Linked DNA regions of Homo sapiens: region 1 is linked to region 2. A link is a loop called in an ENCODE intact Hi-C map of the cell type or tissue named here. Cell type or tissue: dorsolateral prefrontal cortex. All regions are shown on one strand.

Region 1 (8,000 bases), 220 kb after region 2:
TTTATAATCAAAAGAGTAGCAGGAAGTAAAGATTTAAAAAATTCACAGCCTGGTTGGGTAAAGTATTTAAAAGGCATGTTGAGGACAGAAAACCAAGGATGTGGCCGAGATACATTGTAATAAGGAGATTAGTATGGCTAGGAGGAAGCCAGGTGCTATTCATCAAGACAATGAGAGAATGATCTGAAAGGCATTTCAGAGATCCTGTGCAGGAGAACTCACTTGTCCAGGCTGCCTCAGATCTCTGCTCTCTGCATTCTGGTGCAGCTCTCCTCAGCCACCCCAGCTATGGCTCCAGTGAATGCAGGTGCAACTCAGGCTGCCACTCCGGAGGGCACAGTGATGAGCCTTAGCAGCATGCACGTACTGCTAATTCTGCAGGTTTGCAGACTACAAAATCAGTGGAGGTACGGCTTCCTTCTCCTAAATTTCAGAGGTCATTGCAGACAGCCTCGAGGTCTGGGCAGAGACCTGTGCAGAGGTTGAGCTGCCACAGAGAACCCCACTAGGTCAATGCTTAGTGGAGCCATGGGGTAGGGCTGCCTCCAAGACCCCAGAACTGTAGAGCCACCTGCATGCGATACCAGCTAGAAGTCACTGCCATGTGGCTTCAATGCATAAGTGCTGAAGCATGGGTTGTGCCTAGCAAAACCACGGAAACAGAGCTGCTGGGAGCATAGAAGACCCAACGCTCACCTTAGCGTGTGCAAGCAGCAGGACATGGAGTCAACATAGATTACTCCAAGGCCTTAAGTTTCAAGATTGTTTGCCCTGTTGGGTATTGGACTTAATTGGGACTTGTTACTTCTTCTTGCTTATCTCTCCCTTTCAGAATGGAAATATCAGTCCTGTGTTTGTACCACCATTGAATTTTAGAATCACGTAACTTGTTTGATGTCACAGGCTCACAGCTAAAGGGAAATTTGCCTCAGGATGAACCATGCATTGAGCCTCACCCATAACTTATTTAGATAAGACTCCAGACTTCAGATTTTTAAGTTGGCATCAGAATGGCTTTTTGGGCTATTGAGATGGAATAGCTGTGTTTTGTATTTGAAAAAAACATCAATTTGGGGAGCCAGGGTTGGAATGCTATGGTCAAAATTAGTCCCCCGAAATTCATGTGTTGGAAACAATCCCTAATGCAACAGTGTTGGGAGATAGGATCTTTTGGGAAGTGCTTAGTTCAAGAGGGCTCTTTGCTCATAAGTCAGTTAATTCCATTATAAAAGGGTTTAATGAAAGGAGTTTGCCCCTTTTCGCTTTTTGCCCTCCTGTCTTCTGCCATGTGAGGATATAACATTCCCCCATTTTCAAAAGACACAGCATTCAAGGTGCCATCTTGGAAGCAGAGACCAGATCATCATCAGATAAATGAACCTGCTGGCACCTGTGTCTTGGACTTCCCAGCCTCCAGAACACTGCGAAGATATACATTTCTCTTAAATTTCCCAGTTTGTGAAATTCTGTCTGGGAAGCACAAAATGAACTAAGACAATAGCTATAGTAACTATATAGATGCCTTACATGCTTTGCCCTTGAACAACATGAGGATTAGGAATACCAAACCCCATATGGTCAAAAATTCATGTATAAGTTTTGACTCCCCAAAAACCTAACTACTAATAGTCTACTGTTGACTAGAAGCCTATTGGTAACATAAACAGTTGATTAACATATATTTTGTATGCTGCGTGTATTTTATATTGTATTCTTACATTAAAGTAAGCTAAGAGAAAAATGTTGTTGAAAAAATCACGAGGAGAAAATATATTTACTATTCATTAAGTGGAAGTGGATTATCATAAAGGTCTTCATCCTCATCAACTTCATATTGAGTAGGCTGAGGAGGAGGCAGAAAATGGAGTAGTTGATCTTGCTGTATCAAGGGTGGCAGAGGTGAAAAAAAAATCCATGTATAAGTGGAGCTGTGCAGTTCAAACCTACCTTGTTCAAGGGTTTTGTCTTAAAATATGTCCAAGACATTGTTCTCTGTCAATGTTCTAAAAATAGATATTATTTTACTGACTGCAGTATTGTATGATTGAAGACTATTGAAACAATTTATTCCCTCATTAACTTGAAAATTGAAACAATTTATTCTCTCATTAACTTAAAAATTGAGACAATTTGTTCTTTCATTAACTTGTTACCCTTGAGTACTCCTTTGTCCTCAGTCTTAATAACAATGGAAAATGTCCCCTGTTTTAATCTTTAGTGACCTCATTGTAATATAATTCATAAACATAATGCAAAGTACTAAGATGCTTAGCCATACTGATTTTTTATTTCTTCCTGTGATTTACTAGTTCAGTTTCTTTAACCACCTTAGTGGATTACTTGCACTTTCCTAAATAATTCATAAAAGGGAGTTATTTATATTAAAGATATTGACTATTTGTACACAATGCAAAATTTTTCCTATTCTTGTCTTTTGCTTTCTTACTTGATTTGATATGGTTTGATAAGCAAACATTTTTAAACATTTAAATCTGTTGAACTACAATCCTTTCTCAGTTCAGTCTTTGGTATCATATTAAATAAGCCATGTAAGTTTGCATATGGTTTCAGTTTTATGTTTAGATCTTTAATCCAATTGGAATTTATTTTGTGTAAAAGTTGTGAAATAGGGATATATCTTTCCTGTCATGTCCTCCCAAGTGTATACTTAATTTTCACCATTCCACTTATTGAAAAATTCATGCTTTCCTCATTTTCGAAATGTCATTTTGGTATTTTATTAATTCTGATACACACAGCTGTATTTTTCAGAATTCTTAACTGGATTATTGTGAGCTATTTGTCATTCGTATCTTAGTATCACATTCTGTTATTATGATTGAATCTGGTAAAATAATTGCCCCCTTAGCCCCACAATTTTAATAAATATTCAAAACCCCACTCTATAGAAACCTCTAACTAGGGAGATACATTATATGTGCCTACTATGTGTCAAGGACTGTGTACAACTGAAACAGATTTGACTCATGAATTTTACACTCATGATAGGCTGTAGTACTTTATTTTACTCTTAAAAATAACAATAGCAGCTTCTCTTTTATACTTTTATAAAATCTTCTACTGATTTCAAAGCTTTTTTTTAATTAAGAAGAGAACCAATTTTAAAAATGCACTGTTTTTCTTAGATAATATCTAAAAGCCCAGAAGAAAAAGAAATTCTTCTTTTGTAGGCAACATGATTAGCCACTAGAGGAAGTAAGTGTTTTGCATTGCTGGGCAGCAGCATAGGAATTGACTTATGAAAGAAAATCACTGTTAACGTTTATTCTGCCTAGTAGAATGCCTGGCAGTTCTAGAAGAGAGGCTTTGAATTTACAATTTTGTAACTTAGTGATTGTATATAATGACAGGATTTAAATAACTATATTTGACTGAAAGTAGTTATTAGAAGTTCCTGATAGTACATGAAAGGAAAAAAATACTGTCATCTCAACTAGATCATATATCTTTAATTAACTAATTCATAAAAAATAATTCCAAATGTATTTTACTATAAACAATATATTACAATTAAAATGGAATTCTCTGGAGAGCTGATAACCAGAAAACTTGTTTTTGCCATAAAATGTCAAAAATAAGTTAAGAACTAAAGTGTTATTTTTTTAATTGTAAACATTCCTTTGTAGAAAAACTGGTCTTGGAGGCATTCAAATATGCATGAGGACACATTGAGAGAAAATGAAGAAATATGTGCTTTTTTGTGCTTATTTGTTTTAGAAAATAGCAATTACAATCTCATTTAAAATGTAGTGATTATGACAGAACAGTGTTTATTCATTTAATAAGTAGTTATTTAGCACCTCCCGTTTGCCAGCTATTGCGTGGGATATCTAACACATAGTCCAACAATACACAGATTATTTGTGCATTTGGCACACATTTATTATAACTGTATTTTCACTGTCAGTAGGTCATGCTCTCCACATACTGAGCAGGCACTTCTTTTTGCCTGGCATTCTTACACATCAACTATTTTATCTGGTAACATACTTATCCTTTGGGTAGCAGTTGCCCTATCTTTTCTCCTGAGAAGACTTTCTAACTGAAAAACCATAATTAGATATCCTCTTCTAGGCCAGCACCATCATTCCTGAACCATGGCATGTAGTATTAGAAGTGCCTTTGTAATCTTCCATGTTCTTCACTAGATTGTAAATTCTACGAGAGAGTCATACATCCATTCGAAAATATTTACTGAGCACATAAAAAGTACCAAGCACTAGCCTGCTTGCTGTGAGTATAAAGTTTACAAAATTAGAAGAATAAAATAGAATGGAAGTTGAAAGTTATCTCTTTTGCCTAGTAGGGTACAAACTGTACTGCATTGTCTCTCACATCATGTAAGTGAGCCAAATCGATCATCATCCTCTAGAAGTGTTAACAACAAGCACATTGTTGCATTATACTCTAAGCTTCTGGGTCAAAATATCTGGGGGGTGTAGCTCAGGAATCTGCATTTTTTGCAAAGTGCTCCAAGTGGTCAGTATGGATGCTGAGATTGAGATCCACTTGTCCTTGATAATGGAGAGATTGTGTTTGACGTATTCACCGGCTGCATACACAGCATGAAGTAGAGTGCCTGGCACAAAGTGAGTTGTTGTTAATTAGGAGCTGAGTGAATGAATGAGTCACTGACAACCTCAAGTAGTCTACATGACCCACACACCACAGAGAAGTAGAGCATGTTCTACAGAAGCACATAGATGTACACGACCGATTCTTTAGGGAGACCAGAAAACATTCAGAGGCCAATCGTGTATACAATGAAGGACAAAAATGTGGGGAGGCAGAAAGAGCAGGGGGAGCGTATTCCCAACAAAAGGGAGAGCAAGAGCTAAGGCACAGATCAAGGGCATGGGGTGTTCAGGAAATACGGAGTATGTGTGTGTTGCCAGATACCAGGTAGTCATGGGGAAGGTTAAGGTATGGAGGGAGCCTTGTAGGCATTCTGGCTTCTCCTGTAGGTGATAGTGAGCCACTGAAATCAACAAATCTGTTTGCAAATAAATCAACCTTGGTAATATTGTGGAGGATAGATAATCTATTAGGAGATAATGAGACAAAAGATAAGGATAAATGGTCATTAGTTATATGAGGGGAGTGTCACAGATGAAAGAAGGATAGCACTGTGAGTTATTTATCCAATAGAATCTACCCAACGTGACGACTCTTCTAGGGGATATGGCAAGAGTAACTGACGTCAGTATGTTCATGAGAAGATATTAGTCATTGCTTCAACTTGAATCTGAAAATCTTAAGAAACTGCTATGACCCAAAAAATAATACAGAATTCAGTGGTTAGAACTTTTGAATGAATCTGCAAGTATTTTTATGGCTCTCATGTAGTTCTTAATTATGCTACTTGTAACTTACTGAGTTTAATTATACTGTTTTATGAACAAAAGGACAAGAAGTAAACTAATTTTTATTTTCCCCAAGTATCACTTTTTCTCTATTATTACATTGTGTGAACATTGTTCATTGACTAAAATCAGTATTTTTCTTGATACCAACCTTTTCGATTGAAGTGGCTAGATAAAAGTTCAGCATCTTTGACATTAGCTAGTAATTTTTAAAGCAGAAATAAATGTAGAACTTCAGGAAAGTTTCTAATTAAAACTTATTTTAAAAATTGCCCTTGTCAGCTACATGTCTGTTCTGATAAAGCATGGGTTCTATGGGATAAGAAATCAAAAGACTTTGGATGACATTTTATCTCCGGTTTTTCTGGATGAAATAAACAGCATAATTAATGTTCATTGGTCCAAAAGTGACATTGCACAGAAAGATGCACCCTTCTCTGTTTTATTTGGGAGACAGAATTTAGGTGTTCTTCAGTAGGAAAGAAACTACAATCACATTTAATCAACAGTAAAAATGAAGGCCAAAATATTGTAACTACCACTTTTCTTGTTGATTTTGAAAAGGTGCTGATTTCTCTTTGCACAAAGTGCTGAGTGCAAACAAGAGGACAAACCACATCAAGACTGAATCAAAGAGACCAGTTAAACGAGGACTGTCACAGATATTTCATCAAGAAAAATGGCATGTCTTGTTTACGATTACTTTGTCTGATTCACTTCTCCATTAGAAAAAGCACTTTTAAAATATCCTTTTACAATCCTCCTCAAGAGAAGAACATTGCTGGCTATGCAGACTAGACTAATATTGGGAGAGAAACCCTAAGTTCTATGCACAATTGTGAAGGGCTGTGTGTGTGTGTGTGTGTGTCTGTGTGATATACATGCATAGGTAAAATGTTAATCAAATATCTCTCAAAATGAGTGAAATTAGAGACATTTTGTTCTCAGTGCTTTGGAATGACTTCACTTAAATGGATAATATCCCCAAACAGAACAGGGACTGAGAAGATAACAGAACCTATTACCAATTGTTCTTTCATCCTCTCTACCAGGGCTGCAGAATTTCATACTGACGTGTTGAATTTAAGTCTGTTCTGCCTATCATTCCTCAGATAACTGGTGCTTGGAACTGAAACACTCAAAGCAAATGGAGTTCAAATTGTTCATAATATACAAAAGATATTCAAACCCCTTGTATACTATGTCCTTCTTTTACTTTAACATGCAGACTGAAATAGACAATTTTAACGGTTACATCAAGATAACCCACTGAAGTAATTCAAAATTTTTAATTCAATTTTCTTCATCTGATGGAGCAGAAATAACATACCAGAAAATGTATTTAGGTAAAAGTCCTCTTTCCTGTCAAAATATATATCAAATAAAATAAAAATAGGCTCCCTTCTAGGTACTATTTATGCACTTTTTCCTCTTCCACTTCTTGCTGCTTTCTCAGTGATTCTTTCTACGACTATTAAATATCATTACTTTAGAATTTAGTTAAAATGAACTGATTCTGTGATAAATGAAGCAATACTAGAAATCATAATTTACAGAAAACTATTAAAAGATTTAAGAGAATTTTTTCACCATTAATTAAAAACAATTTAGCTTGTGGAGTAAGATTGGTACTCACAAGGTTAAGGAGCATGTTTCTGGAGGCGAAAGGCCTGTTTGAATCTTGACACCCACTAGTTGTGTGACTCCAGGTAAGTTATTAAAGATCTTTATGTTTTAGATTATTTTTCTGTTAAATAGGGATGAAAATAGCATTTACAGCATAGGATTGTTATTGGCATTAAATTAGTTAATATCTATAAAGCACTTTTCGTCTTGTGCACTGTATCAGGTCTGCTAAGCTTCATTCACCTGCGGACCTTTGCACCACAGGCCACTCAGCCACCTTTGAGGCCATGGAGCTTGCAAGTTTACCTCTCAACTTCACATGCGCACAACGCACAGTGAGTTACATCATGCCTATGCTCCATGTGATCCTCTCTTATCTTCTACCCAAGAGCTTCTCTGGTGCAGCTAAGGCTTGATACACCAGGGACCAGCTTAGAACCTGGACAAGAGCAGCCCAGAAGTGCTGGGAAGTGAACACCCTGTAGAGTGCAACTTTCACAAAGGAGACCCTTGACCAGCACATAAGTGCTTTCCCCTTCTTTCCCAATGGAGAGCCCAGGAATGCCAGCATCTTAGAAAATCTTCCTAAAAGATTTAGACCCTGCTGTTTTCTTACAGATCAGAGTGGCAGCCAGATCAGAGACAACCATTTTTATTACCTTGCTCTCCTTTCCTCCCTTACATCGATTCATCTTCAACCCCCTTCCTTGGGATTGCTTTCCCCAATGAAGGGTTAGAACATATGAATTGCTGGAGTATCTAATTTCTATGGGTCCCATACTGAGAAATTATATGAATTAGGTTCTGTTGCTCAAACACCGCCTTATAAAAAGCCTCACAGTCCACATTACCAGACAGAGCACCTCATTCCGATCACTATCCTCTTAACATTCCCATTACCTGATACGTTACATAATTCTTTACTGTTATTGACTGCTCCCCCACCCCTGTGCTAAGATTTAAACAGTGGAGTCTCAGACTATTTTCTTC
Region 2 (8,000 bases):
TATTGAACTCATGCCATGAGCCAAGCACTTCTCTCTATCAGCTAAGAATATAACTAACAGTTTGTTGGCCTGGAGTCCATGAGAATCTGAGCCATCACCAATGCCTTTTTTACCAGGACCTACATATCTGTGTCAAATATTCACATCTGAATAATAAAAGATAAAACTCCATTTTAATGTATTCAGTAAGTATTTCTTGAGTGTGAGACCTCCTGTTTACTGTTTGGTCACAATGATGTATAAGAAGAAAATAGTCTCTACCTTCATGGTACTTACAGACTAATGGAGACACTGATCAAACAAATAAACATGTAACTAAAGCTATAATAGGTGCTAGGAAGAGTAGTTACCCAATAGTTTATAACTCTGTCTGATGAGTCTAACAAAGCTTTCCTAAAAATGTGACATTAGAATGAGAACTAAAGTAGGAATTTACCTTGGAGAAAAGAGAATGGGAGATAAAGAAAAGAGGTTTTTAGCACATGGGAACAGATAGCAGAGTTCTTCTGAATGAAAGAAATATGGTAAAAGAAAGCTAATTTAAGTGGGGCATGGAGTAATCCTAGGGCATAGTAAGTCCTCTGAGGTTAGGGCCCCAAATTATGCACGGCCTTGCAGGCCATATGGAAAGGTTCTGTTCCTTAACCATAAAACAATGTGACTCTATTAACGGATTTTCCGTGAAAGATAGCTATTAAAAGTGGAGATGTCAACTGAGCAGTTTGAGTAACATGCCTGGTGCTCGGAGGAGAGGTCTGAGAGGTGGATGTGAACTTGGAAATTACTAGTATGTGGTTTGTAATAAAAGCCATGTGTACAATTGAGCTTGCCAGACAGAGAACTTAGAAGAAGAAGAAAAGGGAGCCCAGGGCCAAGCCTTGAAAAACCTAGCTGTTAATGTTCTATGTTAGAAGGAGAATGAGATGGAAAATGAGTAGCCAGTAAGACAAATAACAAACAAACCAACAAAACAACAGCAAAAAACAAAGACAAACCCGCAAAAAGACAGAGAGGCTGAAAGTAAAAGGATGAGTGCTTTGAAAGGGCACAGCTAATAGTCCAATAATGTTGGATATTGATGGTATGAGAAGGGAGTGAACAACTGAAACCCTTCTTCCGGATTCAGTAGGTCACCAGTCATTGGTGAGCTCTAGGGAGAAGCCATGCGGAAGGGTACATATTTTATTATAATGAGGCAGGTAGGAGGTGAAACCATCAAGACTAGCACGTGGGACTTTTTTTTCAAGATACTTGGCAGCAAAGAGGTCAGGAAGGTAGGGCAGTGCCTGGAAGAGAGTGTGTGTGTGTTGGACAGAGAGACCATTTCATTTTCGTTTTAGATACAGAGACTTGGATATATTCAAATGCTGATGGAAAAGAATCTTGTACAAGGTAAAGGAGGGGGAAAAATCAAGACACGTACGACCTAGAGAAAGGATAGGTTCAGTGTACAGATAGAGGAAGGAGATGAGAACAGAATGGGTGCAGATGAAGGAGGGTTTACATCTGAATATTCATTTCATTTTTCTCTGTGTCTGTCTACATGACTGGAAATTGGCCACATTTTGAGGGCCTATTTCTTTATATGTAAATTAAAGAATGAGGGCTGAAAAATGTGTATTCCTTTTAATCCTAACATTCATTGAATTGCTTCTTATTTTCAATGCTGTCAATGTCAAAATCCATTTATATCCTACATACCGCTTGATTTTACATAAACTGTTGGTTTAGTCTCTTTTTTTAGCATAATGTGTAGTTTATAAAGATCCTGTGTGTGAACTGTAGTAACAAATAAGATATTTTGTTGATCTCACTAATAAAGGTCCTGGGTATAAGCAGTAGTTATATGGCATTTTAATTTTTTTTTTAAGACAGGTCTCACTCTGGTGGCCCAGGCTGGAGTGCAGTGGTTCGATCTCGGCTCACTGCAGCCTTGACCTCCCAGGCTCAAGTGATCCTCCGACCTCAGCCTCCCGAGTAGTTGGGAACACAGACGTGCACTACTGCACCTAGCTAACTTTTTTTCTACTTTTTGTAGAGACAAGATTTCACCATGTTCCCCAGGCTAGTCTCAAACTCCTGGGCTCAAGTGATTCGCCCACCTTGACCTGCCAAAGTGTGGCATTTCCACAACGACAAGTGCTAAAATTCTCAAGACAATGAAGGAAAAATTTCATGGAGGTTTTCTCATGATTCTAATTCTGGTTTTCTGATGTTCTAACTTCAGATCTTGCTTCTCCAAATTTTTGATATATTATGAACACCCAGGCCTTTCATTAAAGACTTTTAAGAGTCCCAAATCAAATCTTAATGATTAACTGTCTCACCTGACCTCAAGTTTCCTATGGCATATTTTTTTTAAAGTAATAGTAATAGTGGTTGAAGAACTTTGTAACGCAATTTAAGACTCTGGTTTCCATGTCTAAGAAAAAGATAAAATTATATCAAGAATGTTGACATTCATACATACATTTAAAGCCACTGTAAAAGACAGAAGTGATGTCAATGTGGACCAGTTATTGTTTCTTTCGTCCCCTTAGGGTGGTGGTGGTGTTTTTGAGTCCAATTTTGAACCACCTAAATGGAGACCCTGGAAGCATCACATTTTACCAAATGGCCTTATGGCTTCATTATGATGCCAGGATCAGTACTGCCTTTTATAGAGGGAGAAAAGTGCAGTCTTGTTTTAACAAAATAACAGGTAGCATTGGTGACTGTACTTTCCCCAAAGAAAAGGACTGATGACTGTGTCACTGCTTTCTGGCAAAGCAGCTCTTACTCTTGAAGCTCTCTTCGTGTTTCCTCTTTGAATTCCCCTTCTAATTATTCTTTCTCTCAGAATTAGAGACAAAAAAGTGTAGATTCATATTAGAAATAGACTGATACTTTATATATTTCACTTAGTGTTCATGATCCGTTAGACTTTAACATGGATGCTTAAATACAATTTTCTCAGCACCTGGTGAATAAATTTCATCAGATTATTTCCTATTAGAGATCCTCCTTCAAATTTGCCACATCTGTGTTATTTTTTTCCCTTTAGGAAAGAGCAGAAGAATGTGTTGAGAATTAACCCTGTCGTTTCAGTTTGTACATTCCTGTTATACCTCGAGATATTACTTTTTAATTTTAATTTTTATTTCCATGGTTTTGTGGGGTAAGGTGGTTTTTGGTTACATGGATAAGTTATTTAGTGGTGATTTCTGAGATTTTGGTGCACCTGTTACCCAAGCAGTGTACACTGTACCCAATGTGCAGTCTTTTATCCCTCACCCCCCTCCCACTCTTGTTCCCTGAGTCTGCAAAGACCATTACATCATTCTTATGCTTCTCCATCAGTGTCTGTCTCAACATCACGGTGTGCACGTCAAGACAGTACGAAAATGACTTTTTTATTTTATAACTTTTTAATGCTATCTTTCCCGCACTTGATGATGTTGAGACACTGATGGAGATGCCTGGGGCATTACAGGGAAATGTACCTCCAGTAATGCCACGTTTTCTTTTCGAGGTTACTTCTGAACAGCTTTAAAGAGGGCGCTGCCTGCCTCATAGTCTGCAGCCTCGTGGTGACCAGTTGGTCACCAGGGGGCAGGCTTGGATCACAAAAGTGTGTCACCGCTCATTTTTCTTCAAGAGAAAGAAGCGTATTGCTCTCGCTATAAAACTGTGGTGCAATTCATTTTTTACAAACCGGATGGTCGATAAAAATAAGTCATTTTGTATTATAACCATGAACTCAAGATATATCATTCATTTAAAAACTACGTTCTATATTTTTGTAAAATAAAAAAATACATTTTATCAATTCCAATTTTGTTTAATTTTACTCATTAAACATTGATACAGGTGAAGAAAATTTTTTTACAGATAGTTTTTGCCCTCTAATATTAACTGTACAAAGCAAAGTATTGTTGTAACAGTAGAAGAATAAACAGAAACTACTGACTAGCATATGGCAAAATTTGGGATCTCAGATCTTTTAAAAATTATTTTATCATTACAAAAGTAATATCTACTTTATTGTTGAAAACAGAAATTACTGAGCTACAAAAAGGAAAAAAATACTAAGCAGGCTTCATTCCAATATTCGAAGGGAACTATTCTAAGATGTTGGTGCATTTTGTTAAGATGTATTTTAGATCAAGATGCCTCTATTTATCAGTTTGTCTTTCTCAAACTTAGAATCAGGCATTGTGTAACCTGCTTCTACTTTTCACTTAATAGCTTATTGTTGACAAGTTTCCTGTCATTTAATACAATTCTACATTATAACCTGTAGCAGCTTTGCATGATATTGTATCAATGTGCATTATTTACATATTCAATACCTTATTTTAAGCTATTTAAAAAGTTATTTCTAATGTTTTGAGTAGCTCCTTTTAAGTGAAAATGAAACAACTTTTCCAAGACTTATGAAACATAATGCATACAGAGTTAACATTTTTCTTTTTAGACGGAGTCTCGCTCTGTCGCCAGGCTGGAGTTCGATGGCATGATCTCGGCTCACTGCAACCTCTGCCTCCTGGGTTCAAGTGATTCTCCTGCCTCAACCTCCCAAGTAGCTGGGACTGCAGGCACATGCCACCACGCCCAGCTTATTTTTGTATTTTTAGTAGAGACGGGGTTTCCCCATGTTGGCCAGGAAACTCTCCAACTCTTGACCTCTTGATCCACCCGCCTCGGCCTCCCAAAGTGCTGGGATTACAGGTGTAAGCCACCGTGCCTGGCCTAGAGTTAACATTTTTCATATTTAGAACCCTTTTTATACATTAAGGAGAACAATGCAGTTTACCTTCAAAGTAAAGATTAATATTATTTTGGTTACATGGATAAGTTATTTAGTGGTGATTTCTGAGATTTTGGTGCACCTGTTACCCAAGCAGCTGTTATCCAATCTTCAAAGTAAAGATTAATATTAGATAAGGATTCCACACTAATTTAATTTATAGCCTTTTGAAGAAAGATGAATTACAATTTAGAAATCATTTTCACACTTATTTTTGCTATTAATCCTATAACTCTCTTTCTTATGTCATTATGTAAAACCGCATTAAATAATCACTTACCAAAAGAAGTCATTTGAAATATGGTTCCTCACTATGACTAAGAATATAATACATTTATCTTATTCCCATTATTTAAGTCATCCTTATTTAATAGCACTTAGCAATACCTTAGTAGAATGCTTTTCCACATTTTTCACTTGCGTGGGCCAATTAAAACCATAATTCTTAGAATAACTCCTAAACACAAACAATTAAAGCTATTGAGGACTATTCAGGTCTTATAAACTGCAACCCTGCTTTCAAGGTGATGTTTGTGCTGATTTGCATTGTACAAATGATTGTAGAATTAACCAGTGCTTACAATCAGTGTGACATTGGGCAAATTGTTCAAAACATCTTAAACCCCATATTCCTTTTCTATAAAGCAGGATTAGACATATCTATCTTTGCAAAGTTACTGTAAATATTTGAAGTGTTTATTTATTACAAACCTGTGTTGCCTGGCCCGCATTAATGGGCTTTGAAAGTAGGGTAGGCATCTGCTGTGTTACAATGGGCTGCTCTGAAGTCTCATCCTCATTCATAGGAGACAAGATGAGCTCTTGCACTTGATATCAGCCCTCTTCCTCCCTGTAAGGATCAAAAGTAAACTCAGGCATTGCGGTGAAGATCATGCCTAGGTTGTCAATTTCAGTGATCATGAGGGGAGCCACAATATGAGTTAAGACATGGCTTTCTGGGCATTTTTGCCTTCATTAGCAGGGGTCAGGGAGGAGTGAGTGCTGGACCTTCATACATTGCTGGTGGGAATGTAAAATGAGTGGTCACATTGGAGTGCAGATTGGCAGTTCTGCAGAATGTTTAACACAGAGTTACCACATGACCCAGCAATTCCAGTCCTAGATATATGCCCCCTCACACACAAAATTAAAAACTTAAATCCACAAGAAAATCTGTGCACAAATGTCCATTTCACCATGGTTCATAATAGTGCAAAGGGCTATTCAGGAAACAACTTTGACCTATCAATGGAAAATGAAAGTATATTACATCCATAAAACTGATTATTATTTGGTAATTAGAAAATGAACTTCTGATACATGCTACAAACCTTGAAAACATGCTAAGTGAATGAAACCAATACAAATTACTAATGCTGTGTGATTCCATTTAATAAGATGTGTGCAGAAAGGGCAAATCTATAGGAACAAAAGATAGATTAGGGTTGGAAATGGGGAGATGGGGAAGGGCAATGGGAAGTGACTGTAAATAGGTTGAGGGTTTCTTTTTTGGGTGATTAAAATGTTCAAAAATTAGGTTGTGGTAATGGTTGCACAATTTTGTGAATATACAAAAACCCATTGAATTGTACACTTTAAATGGATGAATTGTACCATATATAAATTATACCTTGGTAAAGCTGTTTAAGAAAAAGAAGTGTGAGTTGGCCATGCCTTCCTATGCCCAACCCCACACTGAGGGTTTCACCAAAACCCTCCGGTACTGTTTTCAAGACTCAATCTTGTGTTTTCCTTAGGCCTCCCAATTCCCAAGCCACCCTTTACCTTCACACTGTAAGCATTATAACGCTCTGCATGTGTCCTGTTCCCTTCTCTTCCCTCACTCCTCTCCTGCTAATAATCTCTTTACCTTTTGAGGTGCAGGAAGCCTGTTCCCACCTTAGCATTTTCCCTACAGCCCTCAACTTGTGGCTTCTTCCTCTTCCACAGACCTAGTCGGTCTGGAGTTGATGTAGGTGTTCTCTGCTCCTCAATTCTATGTCCAGACCTCTCCCTTTTTGTTCCCTAAAGACTCTCAACCTTGACTCTTATGTCACCAGATGACATGAGTTCAGTACCTCTTCCGTCATTGTCATCCATCAAGGTTGTTCTTTTGGGTTTCTCAGTGATTTAGTTTGTGGCTTGTCTCTCTCCATCACTCTTAATTATTAGTGATCTGAGTAGCTACAAAAATGATCATTTCAACAAGTTTGCCTTCAAATTCTGTTTGTTTTTTTCTTGCAGTAACAACAACAAGCTCAACCATCCATTTTCATGATCATATCCAGACCTCACTGTTCAGTATATTAGCCATTTTTAGCTACATTTGCCTATTGTTCACTTTAAATGTGGCAATCAGAACTGAGACGTGCTGTAAGTATAAAATACACACTGGCTTCCAAAATAATAATGAATAATCATAATGATAATAATAATAATAGGAAATACCTTATTAAGTTTATTCTGATTGCAAATTGTAGTAGTAATATTTTATCTATCCTGAATTAAGTAAAATATGTTAATAAACAAAATTTAGTGTTTCTTTTTATTTTTTTTTAAAGATAGATACTAAAACAGTTTGAATACATGTGTGTCTGACATTATATTTCTATTGGACGGTGCTGCCCCAGGCCTTGGCACCAAGATACCAATAACTACAACTTCATCATTATCCTAGTTTTATGTATCTGGCTCTCTTCTGTATTTTTCAGACATTCCCTCTCATGACTCAACTTTAAGAGTTTTTCAACCCTACTATTATCTGTGATCTATTGATTCTACAATCTTTTCACCTTCACTTATTGCCTCAGTATCCCTTTTTTCTCTTTGCTTCCAGCCTAAACTCCATGGACAATTGTTATAATAAATTCTTTGTGTTATCCTTGTTCTTCTCTCCCATTATCGAACTTACTTGCAAAGTCACAACATTCATTTAACTCAGCTCTTATTTACTATAAGATGTCTAAGTACAGCTGAATATGACTGGATACAACGAATAACCATGTTGATGTCCTCATGCTATTCCTGGAACGTGCAAGGAACACCATGGTCACTCTGCCAGGAATATACTTCTAGATGTCTCCCTGCCTAACTCCTTCATCTTCTTCATGCTTTTGTCCAGATTTACATTTCTTAGTGAAACTTACTCTGATGGCTCTATTTAAAGTTATAATCTTCAATAGCAAAGGCATGGAATCAACCTAACTGCCCA

Evidence for each region. Peaks named below come from ENCODE experiments on the same cell type or tissue, not always from the same donor. Only the 100,000 strongest peaks of a DNase experiment are listed, where the experiment ranks them.
Region 1: a loop joins it to region 2, with 2.6 times the contacts of the local background. A loop is called at or near these places in 4 of 110 quality-filtered maps.

The regions. Positions count from the first base shown.
Region 1 is chr21:27,472,127-27,480,126 of GRCh38, reverse strand. No RefSeq gene overlaps it. Among named protein-coding and RNA genes, the nearest start is that of LINC01673, 160 kb to the left of the region's middle. In dorsolateral prefrontal cortex, a CTCF peak has its summit at 3,208; no DNase peak of the experiment used is centred here; H3K4me3 peaks cover 563 bases; H3K27ac peaks cover 847 bases; H3K27me3 peaks cover 1,013 bases.
Region 2 is chr21:27,696,775-27,704,774 of GRCh38, reverse strand. No RefSeq gene overlaps it. Among named protein-coding and RNA genes, the nearest start is that of LINC00113, 22 kb to the left of the region's middle. In dorsolateral prefrontal cortex, CTCF peaks have their summits at 3,383 and 3,591 (motif pointing right); a DNase peak (open chromatin) is centred at 3,574; H3K4me3 peaks cover 1,071 bases.